2 separate regions of the Homo sapiens genome follow, and region 2 is linked to region 1. Evidence: chromatin loops called from intact Hi-C (ENCODE). Cell type or tissue: endothelial cell of umbilical vein. All regions are shown on one strand.

What was found. Peaks named below come from ENCODE experiments on the same cell type or tissue, not always from the same donor. Only the 100,000 strongest peaks of a DNase experiment are listed, where the experiment ranks them.
Region 2: it touches region 1 in a loop (14-fold over the local background); 6 of 110 quality-filtered maps call a loop at or near these places.

Annotation. Positions count from the first base shown.
Region 1 is chr10:73,058,280-73,063,279 of GRCh38, forward strand. All of the region lies in intron 5 of P4HA1 (prolyl 4-hydroxylase subunit alpha 1), which reads right to left. Among named protein-coding and RNA genes, the nearest start is that of P4HA1, 36 kb to the right of the region's middle. In endothelial cell of umbilical vein, no CTCF peak of the experiment used is centred here; a DNase peak (open chromatin) is centred at 2,962; H3K27ac peaks cover 367 bases.
Region 2 is chr10:72,872,566-72,877,565 of GRCh38, forward strand. All of the region lies in intron 6 of MCU (mitochondrial calcium uniporter), which reads left to right. Among named protein-coding and RNA genes, the nearest start is that of OIT3, 19 kb to the right of the region's middle. In endothelial cell of umbilical vein, a CTCF peak has its summit at 2,891 (motif pointing left); a DNase peak (open chromatin) is centred at 2,876.

The DNA of each region.
Region 1 (5,000 bases):
TTGCATGCTAATCTACCATGTTCACTTTTGATTAACCTCAGTCCCACGAATGCCTGCTGATTTCTACTTTACTTGCTGTCCTTAGTGTAGGAACATGTACCCACTATAAATCCTGCCTTTAGAGCAAAGCAACCTTGATGTTATCACAAAAATTACAGGCTATGACACGCATAGCATTCTTGCCTGTTCTGGAGCTTGCCTTTGTCCCTACAGAGCATGTACATCCTTTCCCTATGACACTTAAGTCATGGGTCTGGGGACTAACGGTGCAGAGATCTACCTGTCTTGCTACTGCCCAAGACCATGCTTCCATCTCTAAGTTTCCCAATAAATCATCCTCTACTGACAATAAGTAAAAAAAACTGTAGAACCTCCACAAAATAGAGTAATAACACGTAGCTATAAAAAGAAATGAGGATTTCTATACATGAAGTAATGACTGGGGTATATCAATAAATTAAAGCACCAAAGTACATAACAGTATTTATAGTATGCTTTTTTTTTTTTTTTTTTTTGAGACGAAGTCTCACTCTGTTGCCCAGGCTAAAAATGCAGTGGTGCGATGGCTCACTGCAACCTCCGTGCCCCGCCGGGTTCAAGAAATTCTCGTGCCTCACCCTCCTGAGTAGCTGGGATTACAGGTGCCCACCACCACGCTCAGCTAATTTTTGTATTTTTAGTAGGGATGGTGTTTCACCATATTGGCCAGGCTGGTCTCAAACTCCTGACCTCAGGTGATCCACCCACCTTGGCCTCTCAGAGTGCTGGGATTACAGGTGTGAGCCACCACGCCCAGCCAGTACGCTATCTTTTGTGTTTATGTTGAGAGAATATAGGAGTAGATATATATTTGCTTGTATTTTAAAAAACTGGAAATAGTAAAACTAACAAAATGGTCACATAGAAAAAGGAAGGGAATAGGTTGAAAAGTATAAGAATGAAAGTGAGACTTCTATTAATGTACCTTATTAGTCTAGTTTGGACTGTCAAAGAATTTAAAAGTTTTACATAATTAAAAACAATAAATTGGCTGGGCATGGCGGCTAGAGCCTGTAATCCTGACACTTCGGGAGGCCAAGGCAGGAAGATCTCCTGAGCCAGGGAGTTCAAGACAACCCCGGGCAAAATAATGAGACAATATATTTAAAAAAAAAAAAAAAAAAAAAAAAAAAAAAAAAAAAAGGCTGGGCGCAGTGGCTCACGCCTGTAATCCCAGCACTTTGGGAGGCCAAGGCAGGTGGATCATGAGGTCAGGAGATCGAGACCAACCTGGCTAACATGGTGAAACCCCATCTCTACTAAAAATACAAAAAATTAGCCGGGCATGGTGGCGGGCGCCTATAGTGCCAGCTACTCAGGAGGCTGAGACAGGAGAATGGCGTGAACCCGGGAGGCAGAGCTTGCAGTGAGCTGAGATCACGCCACTGCACTCCAGCCTGGGCGACAGAGCAAGACTCCATCTGAAAAAAATAATAATAAAATAAAAATAAATAAAATAAAAAATAAAAAAAAATAGCCAGGTATGGTGGTACTTGCATGCCTGTAGGCCTAACTATTTGGGAGGCTGTGACAGGAGGATCCCTTGAGCCCAGGAGTTCAAGGCTGCACTGAGCTATGATCATGCCACTGCACTCCAGGCCGGGCAACAGAACAAGATATTGTTTCTAAAACAAACAAATGAAAACAATGAATCAAAAGAAAAAACGAGGACAATCCCTAAAAATCTGAGGAAATGAAATAAATGAACTCAACTGTATAACATGTTAAGGGCATAGCCACAAAGAGAAATGAATTACCTCAGATGTCTTTAAAACAAGATTTTGACTGATCATATCTAGAGTGATATATTTTAAGGATATAAAGTACAAAAAAACCTGTATTCAGTAGTCTTAATGTTATTAATAGTATGAATAAAATAGTATGAGTTAATAGTATGAATAAAAGAATAATCATGTTAATATCCTTAGGAACCAAATTTTCAGAAGAAAAGAGATATAAATATAAACCCTGTGGTTTTCAATTTGAACAATATGAACTTACATATTTCCTGTCTCTGTTTATGACAAACTATATAGCAATAATCACCCCTAGAACCTAGCTAGACTCTGCTGCTTAAATGTCATCCCTGTTCAAAGCAATCAAGCCTTGCCAGGCAAGGAGTGGAAAACCTGTAGTCCCAGCTACTCAGAAGGCTGAAGCAGGAAGATCACTTGAGCCCAGGAGTTCCAGGCTGTAGTGCACCATGATCGCATCTGTGAATAGCCACTGCACTCCAGCCTGAGCAACATGGCAAGAACCTATCTCTTAAGGGGGGAAAAAGAAGGGCCAAGGCTCATTGAAGAAATGCCTAGTTCCTACTCTGGAATAGAAACCTGGAAAAAAAACTGTGCCAGAAAGCAAGGAAGTTTCCTCTCTATCAAAGAATAATAACACAGTCAATTCAAAAAAACAAGCCTATCTAAAGATGCTCCCCACTGGCCTAAAATGGGATAATCTGAGATCAAAGTAATACTGAATAGGCTGAAATACAAAAAAAAAATAATAATATCCATATTCATGATATGTCATGAAAATTACAGATCACTACTAAAAATGGTTAGGACACCAACTCATTACTCTGAAAACTGATAAAGAAGACTAATTATAGACTTACCCTGCCTTTCCTATATATAGTTCAGGGTAACCAAATGGTTCATGAAGGATGTTCCTGTTTATAGAATTCCAGTTAATAAAAGTAAAAGGAATAATGGAATGAAAAAAATCATCATTTTGTAACCCCTAATGAAATAGTGGTTCTAGGCAATGATCATCAAAGGCTGCCAAAACCAGTAGATAAAACTTAAGGAGAACTTTATATGGAGGGATCAGGCTCTCATCACCTGAACCTCACTCATCAATCAGCATCATAAAAAGTGGGACAGGACATTAGGTGTTGGTTCACGCAGTTCAAAAGAAAGTTCATAGCGCCACCTATGGAGTTAATTTTAAAATTTAACTCGAATCTAATCAAGCCACAAGCTCTAACCAGTGTGTAGGAAACATAGGCATTAAAGGAACATGTTAACCACCAAAGTAGTCAACTCCAGAATGTGGAACATTCCACATAACATATGACTAGGTTTCCCCAGCTAACCAATGTCATAAAGAGAAAGAAAAAAAAGGAAAAGGGAATAAAAGGGACTTAACAGACATAATTTAAAAAAATACAACTGTAAAACAACAACTTTGAGATCACCAGAGAAATAATATTGACTGGGTATTAAATTATATTAAGGAAATACTGTCGATTTGTTAAGCAGGGAGATAGTAAGTGGTTATGTTACTTTTTTAAAAAGACCAGCTGGGCGCAGGTGACTTATACCTATAGTCCCAGCTACTTGGGAGGCTAAGGCAGGAGGAACACTTGAGCCCAAGAGTTCAAGGCTGCAGTGAGCTATAATGGTACCACTGCACTCTAGCCTGAGCAATAAAGTGAGACCCTGTCTCTAAAAAAAAATTAAAAATAAATTACAAAGACCTACTTGAGGCCAGGAATTCAAGACCAGACTGGGCAACACAGCAATAGCACATCTCTGCAAAAAATTTAAAAATCAGCCAGGTGTGGTGGCACGCACCTATAGTCCCAGCTGTTCAGGAGGCTAAGGCAGCAGGATGGCTTGAGTCCAAAAGTTCAAGGCTGCAGTGAGCTATGATCATGCCAATGCACTCCAGCCTGGCTGATAGAGTGAAATCTTGCCTCAAAAAAATAAATTTTAATAAAGACCTGATCAGTTAGATATGCATGTTGAATTATTTATGGATAAAATGACATGATGTCTAGGATTTGCTCTTAAAATACTCCAACAAAAATGACAGAAAGAAAGGGTGGAAGGAGTAGATAAACCAAGAATGACAAAATGTTTAAAACGTCTGGAGCTTGGTGATGGCATAGGTTCATTATGTTATTACCTTTATTTTTGTGTATGTGTGACATTTGATATTTTCCATAATAAAAGAAATTTTATAAATAATGGAAAAAGGAGAAAGTCATGTCCTACAGGGCTCTTTTTATGCTGTTACACAGAAAATCACATAGTTCCCTTTCTGACACTATAAAAAAAAAATGACAGGTATGTGAAAAAACAACAACAAGCCTACACAAGAAAATATGACTTCTCCAACAACATTTCTCTCAGAATATACAGTTCTGAGACTAAGTCAATATTATACTAGTATAATATTGTATTTGACCAGAAACTACTGGTCAAAGACAGACTAGCCTACATTTTCTCTGATAAAACACATAAAACTGTATATATTTATTAAGTGTCCGATAACATCACAAAGAAAACTGGTAGAGAAACAAACACAACAGTGGTTTCTTTAATAAATTTTGATTGAATACACTTCAAAGAGTCACTAAAATGCCCAGAACCGGACTTAGCTATAACCTATCCAATGGTGGTCACATATGTTTTTAAAAAGATGCTAACAGAAAAGGCATTTATGAGAAATAAATCAAAAGGAAGTAAAGTTATGGGCACGTTTTGCTAGTGATCAGACATTTGCAGACTACAGAAAAGCATGCCCTGGTCTGACAATGAGCTGTTGAATTCCAGTATCAAACAGAGTCCAAGCTTGGAGGTGTATGCACTGGAGGATCACATGACCCAATATAATCAAATATTCAAATCATACAATCATCTCCATTCACTTTTTTTTTCTGGCCCCATTAGTCACTTACAGGCAGTAACTGATTATCAGTATACTCCTAAAATGAAGATGAAGACCCACGTTTTGATGTTTTTCCCTTAAATAATTCTCTATCCCGCCTTCCACTCTAGGAAAGGATACTATCTTAGTGCATTTATGCTCCCATAACAAAATACCAAGGACTGGATAATTTATAAAAAAACAAATTTATTTTCTCACAGTTCTAGAGGCTGGGTAGTCCAAGATTCAAAGCACCAGCGGGTTCAATTGTCTAGTGAGGGCTGCTCTCCACTTCCAAGATGGCACCT
Region 2 (5,000 bases), 190 kb before region 1:
CTTATCCATTTTGCTGCAAAGGACAGGATATCATTCATTTTATTGCTAAGTAATATTCCATTGTGTATATGTACCACATTTTCTTTATCCATTCATCCCTGGATGGGCACTTAGGTTGATTCTGTATCTTAGCTATTGTGAATAGTGCTGCGGTAAACATAGGAGTGCAGATATAGCTTTAACATACTGATTTCCTTTCCTTTGGATATATGCCCACTAGTGGGATTGCCAGATTGATTGTATGATATTTCTATTTTTCGTTTTTTTGAGGAGGCTCCCTACTGTTTTCCATAATGGCTATACTAATTTACATTCCCAGCATTTCTCCACATCCTCACCAGCATTTGATATTCTTTTTCTTTTTTATTATAGCCATTTTAACTGGAATGAGATGATATTTCATTGTGGGTTTTTTTATTTGTTTGTTTTTGTTTTTTTGTTTTTTGGGTTTTTTTTTTTTTTTTTTTTTTTGAGATGGAGTCTCGCTCTATTGCCCAGGCTGGAGTACAATGGCACGATCTCGGCTCACTGCAAGCTCCGCCTCCTGGATTCACACCATTCTCCTGCCTCAGCCTCCTGAATAGCTGGGACTACAGATGCCCGCCACCACGCCCGGCTAATTTTTTGTATTTTTAGTAGAGACGGGGTTTCACCGTCTTAGCCAGGATGGTCTCGATCTCCTGACCTCGTGATCCACCTGCCTCGGCCTCCCAAAGTGCTGGGATTACAGGCGTGAGCGACCGTGCCCTGCCTTCATTGTGGTTTTGATTTGTATTCCCTGATGATTAGTGACTCTGAGCATTTCCTCATATACCTATTAGTCATTTGTATGTCTTCTTTTGAGAAATGTCTATTCAGATCTTTTGCCTATATTTTAATTGGATAGTTTATTTTTTTGCTATTGAGTTGTTTGAGTTCCTTGTATATTCTGATATAAATCCTGTGTCATATGAATAGCTTTTGCAAATGTTTTCTCCCAGTTCTGTAGGTTGTCTCCTCACTCTGCTGACCGTTTCCTTTGCCGTACAAGAGCTTTTTAGTTTGATATAATCCCATCTGTCTATTTTGACTTGTGTTGCCTGTGCTTTTTGAGGTCTTACAAAAAATCTTTGCCCAGACCAATGTCTGGAAGGTTTCCCCAATGTTTTCTTCTAGTAGTTTCATAGTTCAGGTCTTAGATTGAAGTCTTTAATACATTTTGATTTGATTTTTTGTATGGAGAGAGGGGGATCTACTTTCATTCTTCGGCATATGGTTATCTAGTTTTCCCAGCATCATTTATTTAAAAGATTGCCTTTTCCCCATTGTGGGTTCGTGGTGCCTTTGTCAAAGATGATTGGCTATAAATGCTTGGATTGATATCTGGATTCTCTATTCTGTTTCTTTGGTCTATGTGTCTGTTTTTATGCCAGTACCATGCTATTTTGCTTACTGTAGCTTTGTAGTAAATTTTGACATCAGGTAGTATGATGCCTCTAGCTTTGTTCTTTTCGCTCAGGATTGCTCTGGCTGTTCAAGGTTTTTTCTGGTTCTGCATAGTTTTTAGAATTTTTTTCCTATTTCTGTGAAGAGTATAATTGGTATTTTGATAGGGAATGCATCAAATGTGTACATGGTTCAGGGTAGTGTTGATTTATTCTTTATCAACCGAGGCTCCTTTATTGAATACCAGTATCTAGAACTAATTTTTATTGTCAGTGCCGTTTTAAATATCTTGGAATTCCAGTGTCACTTTAGGAAGTATGAAGATTTAGCATTACTTTCAGTTATTATTATAATATACCATCATAGATCCAACCTAGCACTCCCTTTAATATCAAATATTTGAAATACCTGAGACATCGGAAAAGCTTTTTCTGTTTTCTTAGTTATCAGAAGAAAGCTGAGAGTTGCATCTCATATTTAATATGGCTGCTATTGAACATACGCATTTTCTTTCTGTTGTTAGATTAGTGGTCACAGCCTATTTGTGTTTGGGGAAATGATAGCACAAGAATGTTATTTAACTTTTCTTGGCCTCCCAAATGTGTCTAATAGAGAAGAAAGTAAACTGTTTTATGTCTTACAATTGCTTGCCCAGAATTTTTAGCACCTAGTTGCATGTCTGGCTCATACTAGTCACTGTGAACGAACTGAACAGTCACATCATTCTTATCTGATCACAGCTCTGGGCATGGATAACAACCATGTTTTCAGCCAAACACTAATATTTTTCCAGTTATACCTTGAATCTAAAGATCACCCTTGATATATCTCTTGCTGATTAATTGGGTACAAAATAGTGGTATTTCCTTGTGGACTTTCCATTTCCTTGATTACTGAAGAGGTGAAGCATTCTTTCCACTGTGAGATACCCATACCTTTTGCTTGGTCATTACTATTAAGTACGTTTTGCTAAGCCTAATTATGTGTCCAGCATTTTACATCTAGTAACATAAGTACATCTATTCACATATTTAATCTCAACCCTATAAGTATTAATATATCGCCATTCCATAGATGAGGAAACTGAGTCTCCAAGAGGATAAGTAATCTGCCCAAACATTATATCTAGTACACTGTAGGACAAGGAATTGAATCCAGATTTGTGTGGCTCTGTAGGCTGCTCACTTTCCACTCAATTATGCTGCCTTCTGTTGACTTCATTTATGAGGAGTAACTTTTGAAAACTATAATTAGAATAGATACAGAATAGAAATAAAAATATATTGGGGAAATAATTATTACTTCTTACAAAGGGCTGTTTTGTAAATGTTTTCTGTATTAGACTTGAATACAGTGTTACCACTTTCTCCCTTCTCGTCATGCTGTAGAATCTTTAATGCCCTACCTGTCCTACTAGTTAAATGCTCCATTCTGTGATTACCAAAATAGTCTTGCTGCCCCCAAGTGACAAGTTGCAAAATAGCAGTAGTAAATAATTTAGTCACTATTCACTTATGAATAGGAAAACAGTGACCAAATAAAATGTAAATAGTTTTCATATTAAATATTTTTACTAACATACCCATCTTATTACCTCTGAAGCAAATGCCTGTTCAATGGCATTTAAACTCTTCTAAACTGCTGTTACTATGAGTTGCTGTACTTGTTAACAGTCTAAATATATCCCAATAGTATGTTAAGTTCCAAAGAATCTTTTTAAGATGGCAAGCTCCTTGAAATCATAAAATCAAATGGAATATTGAGTTTTGCTGATTAATATTTCAGTAGAACCTGAGTACTGATTTCTATTATGTGGAAAAGGAGCTGGGCAGTAAGACTTGCCTGTGGGAGCTGTGTCAGCGTGCAGGTGGACCAGCCGTCCCACCATCTGGCCCATGCCTTTTCAATGAAGGGGATGATGTTGCCTCATAGGAGTGAGCATTGATTCTTGGGGAGTAAAAACATATTGCATATTATAATGCATAAACAGATAAACAGTATATTAAACCTCCTGTGGGAAGGAGGAGTAATCAGGAAAAAAATGCCTTAAAAAGCTACTTAGGGTGGCAATAATGAAAAAAGTGTTGATAAATAGTGACCTAGCCTTTAATACCCTTTACCTCCTCAATTCCAATAACCGTCATTTATATTGTACTCCGGCAAACCACTTCAATGGCTGTTCAGGGCCTTCTTTCCTAGAACTGTCCCACTTATAATATAAATTAGTATGTTAATTTCTGATAATTTATTTTCTTTCTAGACCTTTTATTCACTCACTCACTCCTTTGACCTCATCCAGACCTTTAAGCTACTGGCATCTTTCCCTTAACTTTTTACTGTCACCTTCCTCCTGTATCACTTCCTTTTCTATCCAATTTAAACTGTGTTGCCATTCTCTTCTTAGTATGCTACCATCCCTGCCCTTTTGTCTTTTACAGTATGTACTCTATAAACTCCTAATATTGGACTAATCTAGACCTTTATCCTATCTATATCTAGGCTATTAAATATTACTAGAGAGAAAGCATGTCATAGTGTAGAATGGGCCACTGCTTGTGTTTTTAATCATATTTTCTTCCCTCATATCCCCATAGTAGTTATTCTAAGACTTCACATCAAGATCCCCATCCCACCCTTAACCTTCTCCTAGAAAATTGAAGTTAACAGTTAGAAGCTTTCTAATTCTTAAAACTGTAAATGCAACTGTATCTGTACTGAATTTTACACGATTTCCATCAAATTCCAAGAAGAGGTGGCATTTTCCTATTTAGGGCTAGCCCCTCCACATGTTCTTAATCCCATTCCTTCCTCCTAGTATCTTATTCCAGTTTCTTTTTTGTGTTCCCTGTGTTTTTAACCTCTCCCTCTGTGACTTTCTTTCTTTCCTAACAAAACTGTCTGCATCTTCTCTCACTTAGTATCAAATCACAGTTTTTTTTTTTTTTTTTTGAGACAGGGTTTTACTCTGTCTCCTAGGCTAGAATGCAGTGGCATAATCACAGCTCACTGAAGCATCTACCTCTCAGACCCAAGCAATTCTCCCACCTCAGCCTCATGAGTACCTGAGACCATAGGCATGTGCCACCATGCCCAGCTAATTTTTTAAATATTTTGTAGACAGGGTTTCCCTACATTGCCCAGGCTGGTCTCAAACTCCTGAGCTCCAGTGATCCTCCGCCTCAGCCTCTCAAAATACTAGGATTACAGGCATGAGCCACTGCACTTAGCCCAAATCACAGAAATTTTAGAATAGAGTCTAGCACATAGTTGCTCAGTAAATGATTGTTGCCCGAAAGAGGAAGCACAGAAAGATTTGAATAAACTTAGTGTGTATATTTGCATCCTAAGCAAACATAGGTGAATAGCCTAGTAGCAGCATGTTAGATGAATGTAGAGGGCTTTCCCTCAAGTTCTTAATCCACTAATTATCCCTTCAGTTGATTCAGACCTCGATTTTATTCATTTTAAAAAGGCTTCCACAAACCCTTTAGCTATCAGTCATCCAATATCTATTATCTATCATCATCAATAACTAAATATTTACTCTGGTTCTAGTTGTGGCATACTAGGCAATC